Regions from separate parts of the Homo sapiens genome. Here region 2 is linked to region 1. The links are chromatin loops, found by intact Hi-C in ENCODE. Cell type or tissue: Caco-2. All regions are shown on one strand. Each heading gives the region's core, and the rest is flanking DNA. Links, peaks and the distances in the headings are about the cores only.

The links. Hi-C counts contacts between places; a loop is a spot of excess contacts. Peaks named below come from ENCODE experiments on the same cell type or tissue, not always from the same donor. Only the 100,000 strongest peaks of a DNase experiment are listed, where the experiment ranks them.
Region 2: a loop joins it to region 1, with 9 times the contacts of the local background. A loop is called at or near these places in 5 of 110 quality-filtered maps.

Annotation. Positions count from the first base shown.
Region 1 is chr20:9,403,838-9,415,570 of GRCh38, reverse strand. PLCB4 (phospholipase C beta 4) reads right to left here. Exons shown (of 40, transcript NM_001377142.1): 21 at 10,223-10,258; 22 at 7,513-7,654; 23 at 6,854-6,938; 24 at 6,390-6,514; 25 at 4,483-4,534. Among named protein-coding and RNA genes, the nearest start is that of LAMP5, 100 kb to the left of the region's middle. In Caco-2, for the core only: CTCF peaks have their summits at 7,097 and 7,305 (motif pointing left); a DNase peak (open chromatin) is centred at 7,310.
Region 2 is chr20:9,452,904-9,464,636 of GRCh38, reverse strand. PLCB4 (phospholipase C beta 4) reads right to left here. Exons shown (of 40, transcript NM_001377142.1): 33 at 11,175-11,290; 34 at 7,148-7,223; 35 at 4,827-5,002. Among named protein-coding and RNA genes, the nearest start is that of LAMP5, 56 kb to the left of the region's middle. In Caco-2, for the core only: no CTCF peak of the experiment used is centred there; a DNase peak (open chromatin) is centred at 5,997.

The sequences.
Region 1 (11,733 bases), core at 4,852-8,851:
GCCTTGGAAGGCAAGCGAGGGAGAGAAGAAGGGTTGCTAACCAGGTGGGTGGATAGGAGCACCAAGAATGAGAAAATGGGGTCATAAGGAAATGCATCCTATTTCATCATACCTAAGATGCCATCAGTTGTCCAACATGCCATTATTTTATTTAGCTGCAAGAAAGCAAAATGGCTGCTGATGATAACTGCAAGTTGCTATGCTATACAGTATCCCCCTTTATTTGCAATTTTGCTTTCTGAGGCTTCAGCTACCCCTGGTCAACTCTGTTCCAAAAATATTAAAATAGAACCTAATATAAAAATTGGAAAATAAAAATTTGAAATAAAAAATCTATTTTAAAAGATAGAAAACCCAATAGGAAAATGAGTAGAAGTTCTTCACAAAACAGAATATCCAAATAGCCAATAAACATAAAAGAGAAAAAATTAAGATATTTTGAGACCACATTCACCTAACTTTTATTACACTATATTGTTATAACTGTTCCATTATTAGTCATTGATGTTAATCTCTTACTATGCCTAATTTATAAATTAAACTTTATCACAGGTATGCAATGTGTAGAACCACAATATATATAATACATGTTGGGTTTGGTGGTTTCAGGCATCCACTGGGGTTCTTAGAACGTACGGCCTGTGGGCAAGGGAGAAATGCTGTATAAAAAACAGCCTCTGAATCATAAAATGTCATACCATTTTGATATCAATCACTCACTTTCCTATGAAAGTCTAAAAAGATTTTAGGTATTAATTTACACTATTTTGTTTCATTTGCAATTAGGGAAATGTCTTCCATTTTTCCATCTTCAAAAACGAGACTGTTAAAAGCACTGCTCACTTTCCTGGTAACATTCACACTTATTGGGCCCAGTGGTGCGTCCTCCCACAAGATCAGCCAGGGAGCACAGAGGGTTTTCCCAGGAGGGTATCTGACGTTTTGCTACAGTTGCTAGATCCTGGGGGTGTTTGTGTACTTTGCACACTGATGTTCTATATAAAACAGGGATTCTTTGCCTCCACAGGCCTAAAGGGCACAGAATGCCTCTTTAAGAAATGCAGTCCTCAGACTCAGCCCAAAGGGGCAGTTTTTAAAAGTCTTTGCAGGTGGGTGGGAGAACCACAAGGGTGACACGGTGAGAACCATGCAGTGCCCGAGCACCAGTGACAGGAGCTCCTGTGCAGCACCGGGCCCCACATCTACCATCGCCATGGAACACAGAGGCATGCAGGTGACGGCAATTTCTTCTCTTTTCCCTGTCACTGACAGCCTTTGCCACCAGCTGGGTGTATGGGAAGGGGAATTAGGAGATTACAGAGTCAACAGCATCGCTGATACTTTATCAAGCTGGGCTGCCCCACTGCACAGGCTATTTTTCAGCTTTTCTGGTGAGGTGTATGCTTTCAGTCACATAGCGTCCAACACATCAGCACAGAATTCAGGCTAAAGTAGCAACAGTATCCTTTTCTGTGAAGGTATTTTAAAATAAATGAACGCATTTACAAATGACCAGTGAGGTCAGGCATAGTAGCTCATGCCTGTAATCCCAGCACTTTGGGAGGCCAAGGCAGGCAGATTGCCTGAGCTCAAGAGTTCGAGACCAGTCTGGGCAACATGGTGAAACCCCATCTGTACAAATAAAAAAACTAGCCATGTGTGGTGGTGGGCACCCCTAGCTATTTGAGGGGTGGAGGAGGGAGGATGGATTGAGCCCAGGATGTCAAGGCCTCAATGAGCCACGTTTGCACCACTGCACTTGAGCCTGGGTGACAGAGCGAAACCCTGTCTTAAGAAAAAATAAATAACGGTGGAGAGAGTGAGACACTGCACGTGCTAATAATGGCTAAGCAGAAATTCTAGGAAAAACAAACAACATAGGATTGTCAGGACTTTTTTTTTTTTTTTTTTTGAGATGGAGTCTTGCTCTGTCACCCAGGCTGGAGTGCAGTGGCACGATCTTGGCTCACTGTAAGCTCTGCCTCCCAGGTTCACGACATTCTCCTGCCTCAGCCTCCCAAGTAGCTGGGACTACAGGTGCCCGCCACCACGCCCGGCTAATTTTTTGTATTTTTAGTAGAGACGGGATTTCGCCGTGTTAGCCAGGATGGTCTCGATCTCCTAACCTTGTGATCTGCCCGCCTCGGCCTCCCAAAGTGCTGGGATTCCAGGTGTGAGCCACTGCCCGCCTCGGCCTCCCAAAGTGCTGGGATTCCAGGTGTGAGCCACTGGGCCGAGCCGTCAGGATTTTTTTTATACAGAAACAATACTCCCTGCATCCGGCCAGGCTGCCAGGATTCCTCATGGCATGTTAGACAGCTGATGGCATCTTAGGTGTGATCGCTGAGGTGGGCAAGGAAAGTGCTTCAAGCATCACCGGGCCACTGCAAGTTTTCAGAAGTGAGCACAGCCATGCCCGACGGGTCCTGTAAGAGCCAGGAGTGCTGAGGCTGACTCCTTGGGGTCCTTAAAGGACGACTGAACAGAGCACTCATTGAATTTTGCAATGTCTGTGTGTGTGATTGATCACAAGGCCTTAAGCTTTTCTTAAATCTCACTTTTGCACAGAAATGTGCAGTTCCTGAAGTACTTTCGTACACTCATTCAACCTGACTGAGCTGTCGTAAACTGTTAAAGAAAAAAATGTACACAAACACTTGTTAAACATGGTAAAGTGGACTTTATTCAAAGGGGTAGGGAGCCATGGTGATAGGTATAAGGGCTCAACCCTTACCCCAACAAGCGTACATGGAGATTTAGAACCATGGAGTAAGGTGAGCGCCAGCAGATGGAAAATTACTATGAGGAAACATCAAGGATAAGGACTTCTGGCCAAACTGACTTGATAGGATTATTGCTGAAGGCAGGCCAAAGTGACAGGATATCCAGGGTGGTCAGATACCAAGGGCTGGGGATTTTCACTAAACTGAACTAGCACGATTGTTGCTCAGACTGGATTCTACAGTGACTGAGAGGGAAGCCCAAAGGTGGGTCTCATCAGAAAGGACTCGGTTTTTGTCAAAGGACAAAGTCTTTTTCAGTTCCCTGTTTCGTTCTAGAAAAAAGACATTTTTTTTCCTTTGAGTACAACAAACCCTGTGCGACAGGTGTCACCGTCTTCATTTTATCAAGCAGAGAAGAGAGGCTCTGGGTCTAACACACCTGCTCTAGGCAATACAGCAAGAACTAGGAGCAGCTGGGAGCTGAGCTCAAACCCTGATCTTTAGACTCCCAGCCTAGGGCTTTTACTGACAGTCCAGGGCTGAACCCCTGGGGCTTGATGCCTTGGCCCACTACTTGGGAGAGGAGGAGGTCTACAAAGCAATTTATGCGCAAAATCTCCTGGGTTGGAACACTTGGCATTAAATAACAAAATTGCTTTCACAAAATTCTGAAATATGAATTCAGATCTTTCTCTTCCCAGCTACACAATTTATTTTCTTCCAAAGCACACAGCAGAGGAAAATGTAGGGCATGCTCCAGGTATGTAAGTGGTGGGTGATTTGGGGAATAGCATAATCACTGTGTTTGCAGCCACATTGGCAGAGAACCATTCACCAGGCTGGCAGAGGGAGGCAGAGTGCATGCTGAAAAGTCATTCCTAACTCACAACCACTGAAAAATGTTATCTTGACTGGCAGTGTTCAGTGATAAAAAGATATCCAATCAGGTGAGCCACCATGAAGAAATTCCTAATAGCATCATTATGACGGGATAGTTTTCCATTGGATTCCTCTACAGGCCTTTGGGCAGTGGTCTGGAGTTATTAATATTTACTTGTTTGGGGACAGATGCATGAGGCTGAGGTGGGGTGAGGGGATGACCACATAGTTGTGTTTTTTTTTTTTTATCTCAAGAGAATTCTAATTTTATATTTTCATTTAACCTTTCAGTGTTTCTGTAGAATTAACATTTCCTATTTCACTTCTTGGTTCACAGTTTTCAAGAGTGCTATTTAAGGAAACTAGGACAATATTCACAGCATTATTCTTTGATAACTGCTACTTACAAGACACAAAAAAGAATCAGTAGAGGACAAAGGTTTATTCCCAACTGAATGAAATTCAGCTCGACACCCACAACTTCATTACATATGAAATTAACTTCATTATTTGATTTGTCCTAGGTAAAATGCACATATTTAATGCCTACATCTCCAGTTAATGTCCAAGTGTGCAGGGATTATTACCTGTCCCAGACATAAAATCCTCCACTATTGATTTTAAAGTGAGAGGATTAAACTGTAGCATATGTATGAACTGCTTCACTTGTGATTTAAAAAACCCAAAACCTGCTTAGTAAAATGGGGTAGATGAAGAATGTATATGTGCAAATATTCTCTAGGTATTTCATTTCTTTCTATTCCATCCCTCAAACCCAGCTTAAATTCTGTAGCCCCTAATTGAAAATGACATGGCTTCATTAGAGCTGTAGTATGGAGTTCTCAATCTAGGTGAAAACAGTTTAAATCATATTACTCACCCGCACGATCCATTATACTCAAATTTTCCCTGATTCAATTGCATCGCTAAATCTGTCAAGAGACAAAAATAATTTAGCATCTTGTCTTCCTAGACAAAAAAGACCCTGACGGGGTGATTTGAAACAATAGGTATCAGATTGCTCCTAGGCCCACAGGTCCCTCTTTAATACTACAAGGTTCTGCTTGGTCTATTTAAGGCATACTCTCTTCCATGTTGAATTGACCTCATGTTTCATTTAAATTAAACATAAAATGTGTTTTCATAAAGATCATGCTAAAGGTCACTTTTAAAACTGGATTCAATATAGGAGTCACACCATTGTTTGATGAGTATTGAGAGTAGAGATATCCAACCTGCTACAGTGGGAGAGGATGGGTCTCAGGATCCCTGGGCAGAGGAACCCTGGAGATACCCGGGAGGGTGAATATGAAACTTGATTTAAAAGACTGGAAAATGAACTAGGTAAGTATCGCATAAAACTTGGTGGCATGCTTCCAGGATGGGAGGCAGGGGGAATTACTCTAGTGGGGTCTACACTGGCAGCACATGGCTTTTGACTTCTGTCTTGCAAGTGAATAACATTTTTTCTTTCTTCCCATCCGCAAAAGAAATGGGTAAACTGATGGATATTTTTTCCTCTTCAAAATGTTGTGTTTAAACCTAATATTATAGAATAAAACATAAGCTGGGTTAGCCATTTAATCCATATTATGGACTCACTGACAACTGAGAACACAAGTTGGGCTTTTTTAAGTAAGTGAAGTCATCAGAGCCTTGTTACTGGGCCCCAGCTAGAAACACTCAGGATTGTATTGGTAGCTATCACGTCACAGTCTAACCTAGCAAGCACTGTGGGGACCCCATGCAGAATGGTGACTCCAGTAGGAGGAGCTTCTGGTCACTGGGGAGGCTCCTTCAAGGCATGAGAAGCACAGTCAGCTCACACTCATGCCAAAGGAATGAAAGTCAAAGGATCTTCCACTCAATCCACATAGCAGGGAACGAAGTGACAGGGATTCTTAAAATACAAAATAGATTTTAAAAAATCCTCAAATTGGGAAGCATGGGCAGTTCTCTTAATAGCAAAGAGTTGAAGGAAAAAAGAGCTTTCTGGTTTTGTTTTATTTTACCAGTTGTAAGAACCATGCTGTAGAATTGACCATCTACAGTGAAGAGGGTTTGTGGCATATTTCTATCTATTCTATTTCTATTTTGCTACCTCTAGTCTTGATACTGTGATCCTAGGCTCTTAAGCAAACCTCAAAAATTTTAAAAATGTGTTTATCAATTATAAAAATTTACTCTTTTCCTTCCAGAAAAAAAAAGTCATTATATATTGGAAACCTGACTTTGAGTACACTTTGGAGGACCAAGTTATAGATTAGTACCTCTTCAAATATGTAACTCCTTATATACCATTTTAGTGGCATTTACTTCAAAATATTCTGTATTTGTTTAGTGAAGTGCCCCTGCATCAGTCATATTTGCTGAATGTTCACAGTGGTCAGGGTGTTTGCCAAAGGAGAAATGAGTCGCTGTTACTGTACAAAGATACTCAAATTCTTTTCACTTAATTCTGCCTCTGGAAACAAAGATAACAACTTTGATCCAAAAGGAAGAAAAATGAGAAATATTTTGGAATATGGGATAATGGTTAGCAGGAATAGTCATGGCATTTATGAAAGGAATTAAATTCCAATCACAACACATTATCTTCTACCATTGTTTGCTCTATTTTGGTTTTTTTTTTTTTATTTCTCACCATTATATAAATCCAATAACACATTGCTTTGCCATATGTCTGCTTCCTTTAAAAAATGCCCACAGCCAACTGATGGGAAGTGCTGGCACCATCCTGTCAAAGTGTTCTCATGGAATTTGGGGTCACTGGACATCAGCTCCTACCTGGGGTTTGATAGTTCAGTGAAACCATCTGGCAGCCAGCGTTCCAGAAAATCTGAGGCATGTAATTACTGGAATCGACTCGGCCTCCCTTGGGGTAAATGCGACTCATTTGCCGTTTGTTATAACTGTAACTTATTAAGGAAAACAGAAAAAAAGAGTCCTACAGCAGAGAAAAATAAACAACAAAGAGCTAAAACAACAAAGGTCTAGGCCAACAATGACAAACAAGTAGACAGCACAGAGCAGATTTCACATTTACAAATGATGCTTAAGATCACAGTTCACTGTGTGGATTATAAAAACAATTTTCATTTGGGCAGATTGTCACAGCTGCCATGGTCTTTCCCACATATCATTTTATGAACTCCACCACCAGAATGAGATATTAGCCATTTATCTATTTCAGAGGCTCTTGCCAAACCAACGTGAGTCAACCACTCATTCCACTTGATACATAAGGATACTTGACAAATTCAATTGCATGTGTCTTCAAGTAGCCAAGACCGACTGATTCATTAAAAGAAGACATGTTATAATGAATATTGCGTTCTGTAAAAGAAAAGCAAAGATGGATTCAGGAACTCTGCCATCAAACCCTCACCGAAAAACAGCAATAAATAAATGCAATTACACCCTGAATCATGAGGCCTTGGAGGCTAATGCTACATTATCATGTCAGTAGCTCCTACTTTCATTGACATCCTGTGGATGGAGACATCTGTCTTTTCAGCCACCACCGAAATATGAATTTTTGATGATAATGATGATTACGATGGCTTCTCTAGCCCAGAAATGAAGTTTTTAAATACTTCTTATGTTTTTTTGAAAACCAGCTTTTGATTAAAAGGAGTCTTGTGAATGCACTTGGGAACAGAAGAAGCTACATGCCCAGCACTAACAAATCCATAGTCTCTCATCGCCACCTTGTGGTTGAAGTCGTGAATGACAATGTAATGTCACCACATACCAAGGTGGCTTCTATGGTCTGTGAAACAAAAATAAGGTGAGGTGGAACAGCCCCCATGCCCACAAAGAAAAATGGCAACAAATTAGATAAAAGCTCATCAGCACCATAAAAGAAAATCAAGCAAAAAAGGCGACTGCATTTAACCTTTGGTGTTACCTTCTGCCACATGGAAACCTTGAAACTTTACAGGCTGGGCGTAGTTGATCATTGTGGACAAATATGGATGGATATTAGTGGTAGCACCTACATATTTATAAGATGCCATCCACGCCTGCTCATCTTCTACAGTGACCAGGCCCTACAAGCACAAGGAAGAAAACATATAAGTTGATGACTTCAGTAGGACCCACGGATACGTGCTGCAGATTTCCTTAATAAAGATAATTGCACACACACAAATTGAAAGGTAAAGGCTTTTTCTTCCTCAATTATGCTAAAGGATACTTTAAGAAGTTAGTGTCTGTTGTAGCTCTGAATAATGCAAAAGGAGGTAATCATAAAATATTAAGCTTATCTTACATTTGTAGGACATTTTTAGATTTTTAAGGGACTTTATTCAAGAAATTACTGGCCGGGAACGGTGGCTCATGCCTTTAATCCAGCACTTTGGGAGGCCAGGAGTTCAAGACAAACTTGGCGAACATGGCAAAACCCCATCTCTACTAAAAATGCCAAAAATTAGCTGGGTGTGGTGGCGTGAGCCTGTAATTCCAGCTACTTGGGAGGCTGAGGCAGGAGAATCGCTTGAACCCAGGAGGCAGAGGTTGAGGTGAGCTGAGATTGTGCCACTGCACTCCAGACCAGGCAACAGAGCAAGACTCCATCTCAAAAAAAAAAAAAAAGAAATTACTATATTGGACCTCACAGCAATGCTATGAAATAGATATAGCATCATATTTTTACAAATTGAGGCACAACATCAAAAATAGTGACTCTCGAACATTAGCGTGCATCAGAATCACCTGGAAGACTTTTTAAACTAGAACAGATTCCTGGGCCCCACACTCAGAGTTTCTGTTGAAGTGAGTCTGCAGTGAGGCCAGTCATTGCTGTAACTAGTTCCCAGGTGCTAATGATGCTGCCTCTTTGGGGACTATGTTTCACTGTAGCACTCTAGAATGTAAGCAACATACATACGTGGTTTATAGTATTTAAAAAGCACTTAATCTTAAAAGTAACCTAATAACTTGCTGCATAGGACATATTGAAACTGCATTACTTTGCATACAGAAAAAAGAAAACAAATTAGTTTATTTATTGATAGAAAAAACAACAATAAAACCAACAACAAAAATACCTTCAAAAGTGATCAATATTTTTGCTGAGAACTTTGCAAAGCTAAATTTCCTGCATAAAGTGAATCTAGTTGGATAAATTCCTTAGTTGGATGATGTAATCCATGAGTTAAAAAATGGTCAGATGCTGGGCGCAGTGGCTCACGCCTGTAATCCCAGCACTTTGGGAGGCTGAGGCGGGTGGATCATGAGGTCAGGAGATCGAGACCATCCTGGTGAACACTGTGAAACCCCATCTCTATTAAAAATACAAAAAAATTAACTGGGCATGGTGGCAGGCACCTGTAGTCCCAGCTACTGGGAGGCTGAGGCAGGAGAATGGCGAATGAAGTGAACCCGGGGGGCAGAGCTTTCAGTGAGCGGAGATCACGCCACTGCACTCCAGCCTGGGCAACAGAGTGAGACTCCATCTCAAAAAAAAAAAAAAATGGTCAATTTGTTTGTCTTAACTGATCACTTAACAATCTGAGCATTCTAAATTATCAAACTGATTTCACCAATAAAAGCCTGAAACAATAATCAAGTAATGTAATTTGGTTTTGTTTTTGTTTTTATCATTTTCTTAATGTGTCCTCCTGCTCCCCCACCAAACAACGGCCATGTCCGTTCCTTCCATGTGTGTTTAATAATAATAAATACCACCAGTGCTATGAGCTGAGCACCAGGATGAGTTCTTGCACACACAGTCTCATTACTGTCTGTGATGTGTAGTGAGGATTAGAGTCCTACCCACTGACCACATGAGAAGATTGATGCCTTGAGAATTAAAATAACTTAGCTAATAAATGACAATGACCAAATGTCAATCTGTATACTGTTGACCCAAATTATGAATTATGAAATTCTAGAACAAGAGAGTAATGTACTCACAAATATTTTGGGACAGGCCTGCGACCATATTTATTCATAATTCTTTCAAGTTTAATATTTAGAGGGTGAGAAGATACGATCTCAACTTCAAATAGGATAGGACCCCACAGGCAGCAAGGCAGTATTTTCCGAACCTCTGAAGTATGAGAATGAAGTTATTAGGCAAACTTCTGCCTGTGGCTGTCAGCCTCACTGTTGTAGGATAAACCATAAATACTTACTAAATAAAACCACTGTGATCACTTGAAGAACTTTGAAGAGGATGAAAGAAAGTGAAAATGTAACTTTACCTTTCCTACAATAAGGCCAATAGCTAATAACATCAAATAATACTCTTAGAAGTTATGCAGTGTAAAATTAATCAGTGATCTTCCAGAATGTCAATGTAGTGGGAACTAAGATCATCCTTTCTATTATGCTATAATATGGATTTGATGACCTATTCACTCATTTTTATTTTCAAATTCAATATGCTGATGATCATGTAGTTCCACTGCAGGAATGAAATCTCTAATTCCAGTGAAGAAAATGCCTTACTGCATTAAATACCTACTTTTAGAAAATCATCTTACTCATCTGCCCTAGTTTTGTGATTTTTATCAGGATTTAATCATTTTTTCACCACAACTGATTCCTTCCTTTGAAGATTTTTTAAATTAGATGCATCTGATTTAAAATGTGCAAGGGAATTATTTTGTTACCTTTTTGTTGTTTTCATGTTCAAGGTCATCTGAAGCCTAATTAGAGAAAGGAAATAATTTGTTTACTTCTCTAAAGGGCAAAATTCCAAATTTATTAGCCATACATACATAGATATTTAAATAAGTGTAGGTAAACTTGTTATTCTATTTATTTGCTAAGGTGGGACATTACTGATGACAAAAAGCCATGGATGGCCTCACTGTTTTATGCACCAGAAGGGCTAATCTTAATGCTCTTTCCCTCCTTCGTGGACAGTCTTTACCTACTTAGATGTTTTATTATAATTATTTAATTAGTGCTTTAGTCATGGGGCTTAGGAAAAGCAGCATGAATGGTCACTCTTGAGTAACTCAGCATTCATGTCTGGGTATTTGTTATGGACTGTTTGCTGGTGCAGCCCCCCATACTGTCCCCAATTCATATACTGAAACCTTAATTCTCATGTGATGGCATTTGAAGATGGGGCCTTTGGGAGGTAATTTGGTCATGAGGGCCAAGCCAAGAGAGAGCTTGCCTCCTTATTCTCTGTCCACCACATGAGGACATAAACACGAAGAAGGCCCCCCACATTAGGAACTGATTGCGTGGAACCTTGATCTTAGACTTCTTAGACTCTAGAATGGTGACAAATAGTTTTCAGTTGTTTAAGCCAATGGTATTTTTGTGATAGCAGCACCAACTGACTAAGACACTAAGACAATATTGATGAAGGCTTTAGCAACTTTTTTTTTTTTTTTTTTTTTGAGACACAGTCTTGCTCTGTTGCCCAGGCTGGAGTGCAGTGGCACAATCTTGGCTCACTGCAACCTCCGCCTTTTGGGTTCAAGCAGTTCTCCTGCCTCAGCTTCCTGAGTAGCTGGGATTACAGGCGCGTACCATGGCGCCTGGCTAATTTTTGTATTAAAACAATACTCTTGAGTCTTAATAGATGTTCAATATTCTCAGAGTAGTCACAATTCCCTATATCAGAAAAGATAGTGTGTAAAGGCAATATTCCTTTGGCTTTGCTCATCAGACAAATACTCTCCCCTCTTCCTATCACCAAATGTATCTGCCTACCTGCATCTTCATCCACTGTCTTCACTAATCAGGTGTTCCTGCTCCTGTGAAGGGCCACACCTTTGCACCACAGCAATCCCACCCTCTTCCACCTCCTCAAGGAATTCCAGGCAGTTATCCCCTCTCTTTCCTGCAAAACTAATCTCTTCCTCTCTACTGCACCACTTCCAAGTTTTCAAACACACTCCAGATTCATTCATCCGAAAAAGAAAACACTCCCTTGACTCCTCAGGTGCCCTTGGCCACCAGTCCATTTCTTGCTCCCCTTCACATCAAAACTTCTCAAAAGCATAGTCTCTAGTCATTCATATCTGTGTGATCCAGTGTCACCACCCTGCCTGGCACTCCACTGAAATGTCTCTTTAAGGTTGCCAACGACCTCCATGCTAACAACCCAAAGGACACTCTTGAGTCTTCTTACTTAATCAGTCAGTAGCATTTGTTAAATTAA
Region 2 (11,733 bases), core at 3,668-7,667, 50 kb before region 1:
TGATGGTAGTTTGTATTTCTGTGGGATCGGTGGTGATATCTCTTTTATCATTTTTTTATTGCATCTTTTTTATTCTTCTCTCTTTTCTTCTTTATTAGTCTTGCTAGCAGTCTATCAATTTTGTTGATCTTTTCAAAAAACCAGCTCCCGGATTCATTGATTTTTTTGAAGGGTTTTTTGTGTCGCTATCTCTTTCAGTTCTGCTCTGATCTTAGTTATTTCTTGCCTTCTGCTAGCTTTGGAATTTGTTTGCTCTTGCGTCTCTAGTTCTTTTAATTGTGACGTTAGGGTGTCAATTTTATATCTTTCCTGCTTTCTCTTGTGGGCATTTAGTGCTATAAATTTCCCTCTACACACTGCTTTAAATGTGTCCCAGAGATTCTGGTATGTTGTGTCTTTGTTCTCATTGGTTTCAAAGAACATCTTTATTTCTGCCTTCATTCCATTATTTACCCAGTAGTCATTCAGGAGCAGGTTGTTCTGTTTCCATGTAGTTTTGCAGTTTTGAGTGAGTTTCTTAATCCTGAGTTCTAATTTGATTGCACTGTGGCCTGAGAGATAGTTTGTTGTGATTTCTGTTCCTTTACATTTGCTGAGGAGTGCTTTACTTCCAATTATGTTGTCAATTTTAGAATAAGTGTGATGTGGTGCTGAGAAGAATGTATATTCTGTTGATTTGGGGTGGAGAGTCCTGTAGATGTCTATTAGGTCTGCTTGGTGAAGAGCCGAGTTCAAGTCCTGGATATCTTATTAACCTTCTGTCTCATTGATCTGTCTAATATTGACAGTGGGGTGTTAAAGTCTCCCATTATTATTATGTGGGAGTCTAAGTCTCTTTGTAGGTCTCTAAGGACTTGCTTTATGAATCTGCATGCTCCTGTATTGGGTGCATATATATTTAGGATAGTTAACTCTTCTTGTTGAATTGATCCCTTTACCATTATGTAATGGCCTTCTTTGTCTCTTTTGATCTTTGTTGGTTTAAAGTCTGTTTTATTAGAGACTAGGATTGCAACCCCTGCTTTTTTTTTTTTTTTTTTTTTGCTTTCCATTTGCTTGGTAGATCTTCCTCCATCCCTTTATTTTGAGCCTGTGTGTGTCTCTGCATGTGAGATGGGTTTCCTGAATTCAGCACACTGATGGGTCTTGACTCTTAATCCAGTTTGCCAGTCTGTGTCTTTTAATTGGGGCATTTAGCCTATTTACATTTAAGGTTAATATTGTTATATGTGAATTTGATCCTGTCATTATGATGTTAACTGGTTATTTTGCCCATTAATTGATGCAGTTTCTTCCTAGCCTCGTTGGTCTTTACAATTTGGCATGTTTTTGCAGTGGCTGGTACCGGTTGTTTCTTTCCATGTTTAATGCTTCCTTCAGGAGCTCTTATAAGGCAGGCCTGGCGGTGACAAAATCTTTCAGCATTTGCTTGCCTGTAAAGGATTTTATTTCTCCTTCACTTATGAAGCTTAGTTTGGCTGGATATGAAATTCTGGGTTGAAAATCCTTTCTTTAAGAATGTTGAATATTGGCCCCTACTTTCTTCTGGCTTGTAGGGTTTCTGCCGAGAGGTCCGCTGTTAGTCTGATAGACTTTCCTTTGTGGGTAACCCGACCTTTCTCTCTGGCTGCCCTTAACATTTTTTCCATCATTTCAACCTTGGTGAATCTGACAATTATGTGTCTTAGGGTTGCTCTTCTCGAGGAGTATCTTTGCGGTGTTCTCTGTCTTTCTTGAATTTGAATGTTGGCATGCCTTGCTAAGTTGGGGAAGTTCTACTGGATGATATCCTAAAGAGTGTTTTCCAACTTGGTTCCATTCTCCCCATCACTTTTGGGTACACCAATCAAACACAGATTTGGTCTTTTCACATAGTCCCATATTTCTTGGAGGCTTTGTTCCTTTCTTTTTACTCTTTCTTCTCTAATCTTTTCTTCTTGCTTTATTTCATTAATTTGATCTTCAATCACTGATACCCTTTCTTCCACTTGATCGAATCAGCTATTGAAGCTTGTGCATGTGTCACGAAGCTCTCGTGCCATGGTTTTCAGCTCCGTCAGGTCATTTAAGGTCTTCTCTACACTGTTTATTATAGTTATCCATTCATCTAGCCTTTTTTCAAGGTTTTTAGCTTCCTTGCGATGGGTTTGAACATGCTCCTTTAGCTCAGAGAAGTTTGTTATTACTGACCTTTTGAAGCCCACTTCTGTCAACTTGTCAAAGTCCTTCTCCATCCAGCTTTGTTCCATTGCTGGCAAGGAGCTGCGATCCTTTGGAGGAGAAGAGGTGCTCTGGTTTTTAGAATTTTCAACATTTCTGCTCTGGTTTCTCCCCATCTTTGCGGTTTTATCTACCTTTTGTCTTTGATGTTGGTGACCTACAGATGGGGTTTTGGTGTAGATGAACTTTTTGTTGATGATGATGCTATTCCTTTCTGTTTGTTAGTTTTCCTTCTACTAGTCAGGTCCCTCAGCTGCAGGTCTGTTGGAGTTTGCTGGAGGTCCACTCCAGACCCTGTTTGCCTGGGTATCACCAGCGGAGGCTGCAGAACAGCAAATATTGCTGCCTGATCCTTCCTGTGGCAGCTTTGTCCCAGAGGGGCACCCACCTATATGAGGTGTCTGTCGGCCCCTGCTTGGTGGTGTCTCCCAGTTAGGCTACATGGGGGTCAGGGACCCACTTGAGGAGGCAGTCTGTCCGTTCTCAGAGCTCAAACGCCATGCTGGGAGAACCACTGCTCTCTTCAGAGCTGTCAGACAGGGATGTTTAAGTCTGCAGAAGTTGTCTGCTGCCTTTTGTTCAGCTATGCCCTGCCCACAGAGATGGTGTCTATAGAGGCAGTAGGCCTTGCTGAGCTGCAGTGGGCTCCACCCAATTTGAGCTTCCTGGCCACTTTGTTTACCTACTCAAGCCTCAGCAATGGTGGACGCTCCTACCCCAGCCAGGTTGCTGCCTCACGGTTCGATCTGACTGCTGCACTAGCAGTGAGCCTGGCTACATGGGCGTGGAACCTGCCAAGCCAGGCACAGGAGAGAATCGCCTTGTCTGCCGGTTGCTAAGACCTTGGGAAAAGCACAGTATTTGGGCAGAAGTGTCCTGTTTTTCCAGAGACAGTCTGTCACGGCTTCCTTTGGCTAGGAAAGGGAAGTCCCCTGACCCCTTGTGCTTCCTGGGTGAGGTGACACCCCACCCTGCTTTGGCTCACACTTCTTGGGCTGCACCCACTGTCCAACCAGTTCCAATGAGATGAACCAGGTACCTCAGTTGGAAATGCAGAAATCACCCATCTTCTGCATCGATCATGCTAGGAGCTGCAGACTGGACCTGTTCTTATTCAGCCATCTTGGAATGAAGCCCATGGATTTATTTTTTAAAGTATTTTAGTAACTAGGTCATGATCTCTTCAAATGACTTCCTAAGCAATTCAAGAATTAGTATATTTTGTTTTTTCCTTTCAGATAATGCCTACTGTTGTGAGCTAATGTTTTTCTCTTTATTCAACAATGTAAAAGAAGATTAGACAAGTGCCATGCTGTATTCCGTGAAGTATCTTTGAATAAGGGTAGGCACCTAAAATCTGGCATTGTAGCAATCATCAAAGGCAGAATGATGAACACAACTTTCTGCATAGTGAATCAAGAGCATTTCTAAGGAAAAAAGAAAAGACAACTTCTAATCCTATAGGACGAAATAGAATGCTTTAAAATGCATGGGGGTACAGCACATTATCCCACAGAAAATGGAGCATGGGAGACTGCATTTAGTTGCCTCAAATGAGAATGGGAAACCAGGGCAAAAACACTTTGTTCTTGTGGCAGTATCTGTCACTCCAAAGTAATGTTGGGAATTTGGGCATGCAGCCAGATAACTTATGCAGTTGGCATTAAACACATTTTTTTGTTTGATTTATTTGTATAATGCTTCTATTTTCTACTCTTGTTGTGTCTCAAGAGACCCTAACTGTGGCATACGGTAGGCACTAAGTGAGAACCAAGCAAGCTGCAACCGAGCTATGATAAAAAGATGTAACAAACACCAACCTTCTTCTGCTCAGGGATAAGTCCAGCTCATGGCTTGCAGTATTTCAAATGCAATATTCACTTTGCTGAAGTGGGCACAGGCCAAAATAAACTGATACTTTGCTGTTTTTTAATCAGGCTTATCTTTTCAAAATTCACAGAAGTCCTAACACTGTAAGGAAGGGAAATGGAGACTCTCTCCACAGGTAGCTATTAAATGATCAGAACCTGGTCACTCTAGGAGCTGAACTGATTGGTCTTTATCTCTCTGTGTGTCTTTTCTACCTAAGAGACTCCAGATCATTCTCCAAAGGCCAGTTCCAGCCCTACCATTTTGAAAAGTCTCCATGACCACTCTGAAAAGGTAGAGCTCCTCTGAGCTGGATGCCTTTAGTGCCCATGACATTTTAAAATATGTGTCATATGCTACTTTGTTATCTGACTTAACTGTTCATATGGGTGTTGTATCTTGCCAACACCTGTAAGCCCTCTGATGGCAGGGGCCATTTCTTTTTTCAAAATAGAGATGGGGTCTTGCTATGTCTTGAAGTCCTGGGCTCAAGTAATCCTCCTGTCTTGGCCTCTCAAAGCACTGGGATTACAGGTGTGAGCCACTGCACCTGGCCCCTGGGTGCCATTTCTTATAGCTCATCTTGCTCATAATCAGCCATATGATGAGATACACAAAAGAGCTACATGTTGTACGTCAAATTGATTTCACTTATTACCTTGGCTCTCTTATACACACAAAATCAGCTTTTGTTTTTAAATATTAGATGTTTACTCTGGAGACGGCAATTCCCCCACCTGTCATGGGACAGTTTCAGCTGCTGGGTTTGCTGCTCGTGGGCATTGATGAGTAGCTTTTTCAGCAGCTCACACTGCTGGCTGAGGTGCAGGTCTCGGATTTCTTGCTCCTCAGCACTGTGGGTATTGATCATTTCTGACCATTCCTTTGTGTGCTGTGCTACAATCTCTTTGACCTGTTTGGGAAAAAGGGGACGGTGCCATTGTAATCCTCATAGGTCAGGTATGAACCCAAAAGCACAACATTATTCAGGTATTTCAGGTTCCTCCCACCAACTTAATTGGTGAATCATGAGACACCTATAACCACCAAAAAATAATATGTATTAATCAATGGGAAGCAGGAAGTTATTGCTTATCAAAATAAATCAATTGCTTTGGCTCTGAATAGTTAACTGTGAACCCTTATTTTACTGCCTCACTTAGCAACACTCTGTTTTGTTTTTTGTTTGTTTGTTTTGTTTTTTTAGATAGAGTCTGCCTCTGTTGCCCAGGCTGGAGTGCAGTGGCATGATCTCAGCTCACTGCAACCTCCACCTCCTGGGTTCAAGCGATTCTCCTGCCTCAGCTTCCCAAGTAGCTGGGATTACAGATGCGTGCCACCATGCCCAGCTAATTTTTGTATTTTTACTAGAGACAGGGTTTCACCATGTTGGCCAGGCTGGTCTCAAACTCCCGATCTCAGGTGATCCACCTGCCTCGGCCTCCCAGAGTGCCGGGATTACAGGCGTGAGCCACCACACTCAGCCAACACTCTGATTTGTGTGGGCCTTAGGCTCTTTTACCAATTCCATCAGGATTTTCTTTATCACCTTATGTTTCTCCAGCTTCATGTCCACAAGCCCACATGTCTGAATAGAGAGCTGTGTGTTCTTTTATTTCTGGATCATGACTTACTGTGTCAACCCTGATAGACACTAGGGTAGAAAGTCCTCCCCACCCAATATCCAAGCTCTTTGCAGTGGGGTTTTGCAGTGCCTCTTGTCAAGAGCTGGAGTCTGTTTCTCCAGCTCCTTGAAGCTGGGTGACCTGTGACTTGCTTTAGCCAATGAGATAGTAGCAAATGTGATGCAAGCAGAGGCTGGAAAGTACTTGCCCTTCTGCTATGCTGGGATCCCTGTGGCTACCCTCTGACTGAGCCTGTGCTAGCCTGCTGGAGGTTGATAGGTCATGTAGGAAAACAAGCAACAGCCAGACAACTACCAGATACATAAGTAAGGCCATACGCCCCCTGCTGACAGTAGATACACAAGTGTCTCCAGCCAAAATCAGCAGAAGTATGGCCCAAATTTCTGACCCACTGAATTGTGACCTAATAAACTGTAGTAGTTGTTTCAATGTGCTCTTCTTTGACACAGTTCATTATATAGCAAAAGCAAACTGATACTGTTGCCAAGGCTTTTCTTATTGATGCCAAGCATCTAAGAATCATGACAGTTTGCACAACTACTAATTCTCAAACATTCCAGTTAAGAAGAGAGAGAGTGGGGAATAACTCTTAAAGACACATGCCTTACTGCCTCTATAGAGTTCATGCCCTACAAAACATACAGCTACCAAGAACATCTTGAACATCTTGCCTGCTCCATGCATGCAGCAGGGCCATTAGGCCAGATGACACAGCTGCATATAGATAGATGAGGCTGGCTGGTTCAACCACAGCTATTTTTGGGAGCTTTCTTTAACAGTTGTTGTTGGTTTTTTTTTTCTTTTTTTTTCCTTTTCATTTAAAAACTATCATTGCTGGAAGAATTGTTTTCATTCTTAACTGGGACTTAACACTTAGTTCTCCAAATGCCCACAAAGTTGATTAAAGTCTCTCAAGCTCCTATTTTCTCCTGTCTTTAAGAAAATGTGAGTAATTAGGCTTCTCTTTTAGAATATCAGCTCTTAATTTTTTCTCATTCCAAATTTCCATGTAAAGTTAGGATGGAGTAAGTATCACCTCCCAATTTGGGCGGTTTTCTGTCCTATGTTTAATGTTATTTCTATAGGGAAGTATATTCTGTATTTTATATAATATTTCCTTTTAGTATCTTCATTTATTATTTTCCTTGATGCCTCTGAGGCAGGCAACATAAATATTGTTAGCATAGTTCAACAGACAAGACAAAAGAAGATGTTCCATGAAATGGCTCTTCTTAAAGCCAGTGAGTCTGAGGCAAACATGAACCCTGGGCTCCCCTGACATCCCAGATCAGCTGCAGGCTACTAGACCAGCTCTGGGCTACTGTTATTTCTAATTTACACTAGGTACTCCTTCTAAAAAATTACAAAGTGTCTTCTGCAAGTCACTGCTGTAAAAATGGGCATTTTCTTACCTTAGATTTGTGATCTGATGTCAGCGTCTGAATTTTGATTTCTGTTTCTTTTTTCATTTCGAGACAATTACTTCCCCTGAAAATGGAAAGTTGCAAATGCATGCCAGAAATTAGATATTTTCCCATTCCCATGGGTCTTTGCTACAAAGCTTTCTGATGAAGATAATATATTCATCAAATATGAGATGTCATGGCTCATTGGGCAACACTGGTCTTTCTAGTAATAGATTCACACCTTACAAAATATTATCTGTTTCATGATTACTCAATTCAACCACTATACAAAGAGGCACTTCAAACCTAACAATTATTTCATCATTAAGGGGCTGTTGTCAGTTTCCATTTTGGTTCCTGTTTTTCTCAAGCTATTTTTCACTTATTCAATAAAATATTATTTGGGATGAAAACTGGAAAATAGGTCCTCAGACTTGAAGTGAATTTTTCATTCTTCCATTTCATTATAAAGCCAGATTTTTGTCTTTTAAATATGCCAGTGAAGGAGAAAATAGCAATCCTTGGCACCACAGGGCAATTTTTGCTTCTTATTCTATTGTGAGTAGGAAATATATGCTAGGCGAGTGCCCAGCAACTATTACTGCTTATTTCAGTGATTATGTCTTCCTTTTGGAATATCCACATCGCTGCTGAAACAAGAACAGGTCCTGAGCTTCATCTTCAGCATGTATACTCTAGGTTATTATAGCTCAAGTCAGAATGCTTCCTTATAATATAATTCCAAGTTCCTGTGAGAGAAGCATTACTCTAAAAATGCAAGGTCTCGCATCAAATCTAGCACTTCTCAATGGCTGGCACTGAGCAAGTTTCTTCTCTCTTCTGTTATTCAATAAGTTTGCAGCACTGCCGAAACATTCCCGTGACTTAATTCTAGACAAATCTTTCACAGTAAATGCAATGAGAGGTTTTATTCAACACTCTCATCTGAGGGCATAAGGGCATGCACTTGTAATATTTATTTGAAAATCAAGATTTTATTTTCCCCTTTCTAGTGCATCAACCTTCTTTATATTCGGGCTATGCAAAATAATTTCTGTAATTTAGAATTTTCCCAACTTTAGCTTGTCTTCCCTTGTTCCCCCATTCATCTTTTTACCATCACCTTAAAGATCCTTGAGTGGAAAGCATATGAGAGGTAGTCATTAGCCAAAGCTGGAAGCACTTGAATAAAGCTTCCCTTTCCCAGGTCAATCTTTCCTTTCAGCTGAGTAGGTAAGAGTAAGGGGAAACCTTTCATTTGTTTCAAAAATAGATCCTGCATGAGAAAGCTCCAAGGACTGTCACAGTTTCCCCTTTCACTAACTTTTTAGCAACTCAGTTGCAGTTAAAAGTCCAGGAAGGCTGGGTGCAGTGGCTCACGCTTGTAATTCCAGCACTTCGGGAAGCCAAGGTAGGCAGATCACTTGAGGTCAGGAGTTCGAGACCAGCCTGGCCAACATGGTGAAACCCCATTTCTATTAAAAATACAAAAAATTAGCCGGCATGGCAGCATGTACCTGTAGTCTCAGCTACTCAGGAAGCCGAGGCAGGACGATTGCTTGAACCTGGGAGGCGGAGGTTGCATTGGGCCAAGATTGTGCTACTGCACTTCAGCCTGGGCAACATAGCAAGACTAAGTCCAGGCAACCTTGATATCATGGTGAATATTAATGATGAGAAACTCTCCTCAGATATGGCTTTCCAGAAGAAAGTATCTGATGTCTGATTTTGAAGTAACTTTTAATGTATTGCTAAGATTCTACTCTTTAGAGTACTTGGAAATGCTCTGTGTGAAGAGCCTGCTAGGAGTGCTGCGTTTGACAGCAGAGGCTCAGGAAGAAATCTACAGATTAGACTTTTCCAGTCTCATCTACGTTTAGGATAAAACAGGGCTTTATTTGCTGAGAGACCTCCAAGAGCACTCAATAGCCTGTTTGGGGGGTTAAGTGTCACACCAGGGACACTTCTAATAATTACCAAGTTTATAATAAATTACATTTTGATCCCACATTATCTTTGAGAGTAAAAACAATCATGAGGTAAAGATATATTTTATCAATTTTTTAAAAATTTCTAAAGGTAGCACTCATGATTGATTGAATCAGAAAACTGTAATATTATTTTTAGCAAAGAAATTTACTCTATGGTGCTTGGATCTGAAATCTCCTTAATAAAAATTTTTGGTTTGGTTAAGCCAAAACTGTGTTTCTAAATACACCGATCCACAAAAATGCATGAAACATTTTTTGAAAAGATATCTTGTAAATACAAATAACCTTATTCTTGGAGAGTACTATAAAGTCATCAACAATTTGCTCCTTGGTATTAGAGTCTGTCTACCATCAGTTTCAATATTATAGCCTAAAATGTCATTAAATATGAGAAATTAATTTACAAAAAAGAAATAGGCCAAAGCTGATGTGGTTAGAATCTAGAAGAATCACAGCTCCTCAAAACTTACTGTAATCACTACCAATATTGCCACATGAGCTCCGAGGTGGGTGACTCACTTACTCACTTAAAATACAGATCAAAATGTTTTCTAAGCAACAGGCACATTTCTGCCTCAATAATACACAGTGAAACCTACGGGGAAAACAAAAGGCAGATGATGCATAATAACAGATGCTCAATAATCAGTGCCTGATTTGTATTTTTCTGAAAAATACAACTTTAATAAAAATGAGGGTACCTCTCAAATAGTGAGGCCTGATACCAGGGCAGGCATTTTAGTTACCCACCATTTACTCCTCAAGCAAATTACATTGGTTTCATGTCATGAACTTAGATCTTGGGATCTGAAATTTCGGCAATATGAACCAATGTCCAAGAAAATTATAACTAACATAATCTGTTCTGTTTTCAGAGTTTAGTTTTCTAGGTATATCTTGGGTGACTGTTAAAACAAAAAATAAAAAACAAAAACCAAATGCCAAAAAACCCAAGTAGGAAAAAGAAATCTCATTCTCCTTTTCTCTTGTGCCAAAGGTTGTGGAAAACTAGAAGACATCAGCAGAGATTGAAGGAAAGAGATAAAAACCAGAGGGAATCCCTGGAGAAGGTCAAAGGCAGGAAAAATAATTTCTCAGATAAATAGAATGTATGCGTGGTCTCATGGAATTTTCCCCAAAGTATTTATAAAGGGAAAAAAGTAATCTGACAGTGCAGAAACCTGTAAGATACCAGCTTAACCAAGTCATCCAGGTTAACATCACCAATAATGGGACATATCAATGTCACACCCCCATCCCCCCAATATCGTGGACTGAGAAGGAAGCAGCATTGTTTCCATGGTGTGCTTGCCACAAATGCATAACCTCACTCTCATCATGAGAAAATATCAGACAAATCCAAAAGAAGAGCCATTCTACAAAACAACTGACCAGCTCTCTTCAAAAGTGAAAGTCACAAAAGACAGGGAGAGATTGAGGAATTATCACATACTGAGATGACAACTAAATGCTATTTAATTTTGGAGGTGATCCCAGAGTGGAAAACAAGCACTTGTGGAAAAACTGGTAAAATGTGAAAAATCACTGTGGCTTGGTTAATGGTATTGCACCACTGTCAATTTCCTGGTTTGACAACTGTACTATGATTATGTGAGATGTTAACATTTAGGGAAAGTGAGTTAAGGGCATAAGGGAACTCTGTAGTATTTTGGAAACTTTTCTGTAAATTTAAAATTAGTTCAAAATCAAAAAGGACAATCAATTCTCAGAGTAAAGAGGTATTTTTTCAATTATTTGAGGCTAAGATTTCTTTCTCATATTAGAAATAATTATGATGAATTAAAAGATATCAGAATCTCTGCTGAGAACCTTCCCCAAACCAGAAGCTACATCCACTCATTGACCTGTTATGATGTTAGAGCATTTAAAATGAATGAGTTTCTTACTTCCCAGGAATAATTTTTAATGATGAAAATCAAGTCAACACTAAGTTCTTCCTTGACCTAAACAGCAGCAAAACTGTGGGAAAAGACAAAATATAAACATAGAGAAAGTCTTCAGAAGGAAATAAACAGTATTACCCCTTCTTCTTCATTGCCTTCTCTAGGATTTTCTCATGAGTCGACTTCTCTTTGTCATACTGTGCCACAATTTTGTCAACTTGCGTGCAGTGTAACTTCTGCATGGTACTGTGTTCCTGAACAAGAAGGATTTGCAGTTATGAATTGGACTCTTAGCATGGCTCACACCATATAGGGCTGGCATAACTTTCACCAGCTTCCCTAGAGTCTTCATTTAGAAAGTCAAGGAATAACCAAATCTGAGAACAGTACAGACTCCAGATCTCCCATTCAACACCGGTTTTTTTGTCCAAGGGCATTCCCAACATGGGAGTCTCTAGCCTCAGTCTAGTGAACATGCCCAGTTCAAATGCACTCCTGCTCAGCAGTGGGTAGTGCCAATCATCTCGAAGTCCTTTCTTCTACATATACACATCTCTGTAGTATTTCCACCCATTCATCTTTGTTCTGCTGTTTGAGACATGTAATTAGCCTACTGCCCCTTCCACACATTGGTCCTCAAACATGCAAGTTCAGCCACCATGTTTCTTCTCTTGTATATGCTAAATGTAACTATTCA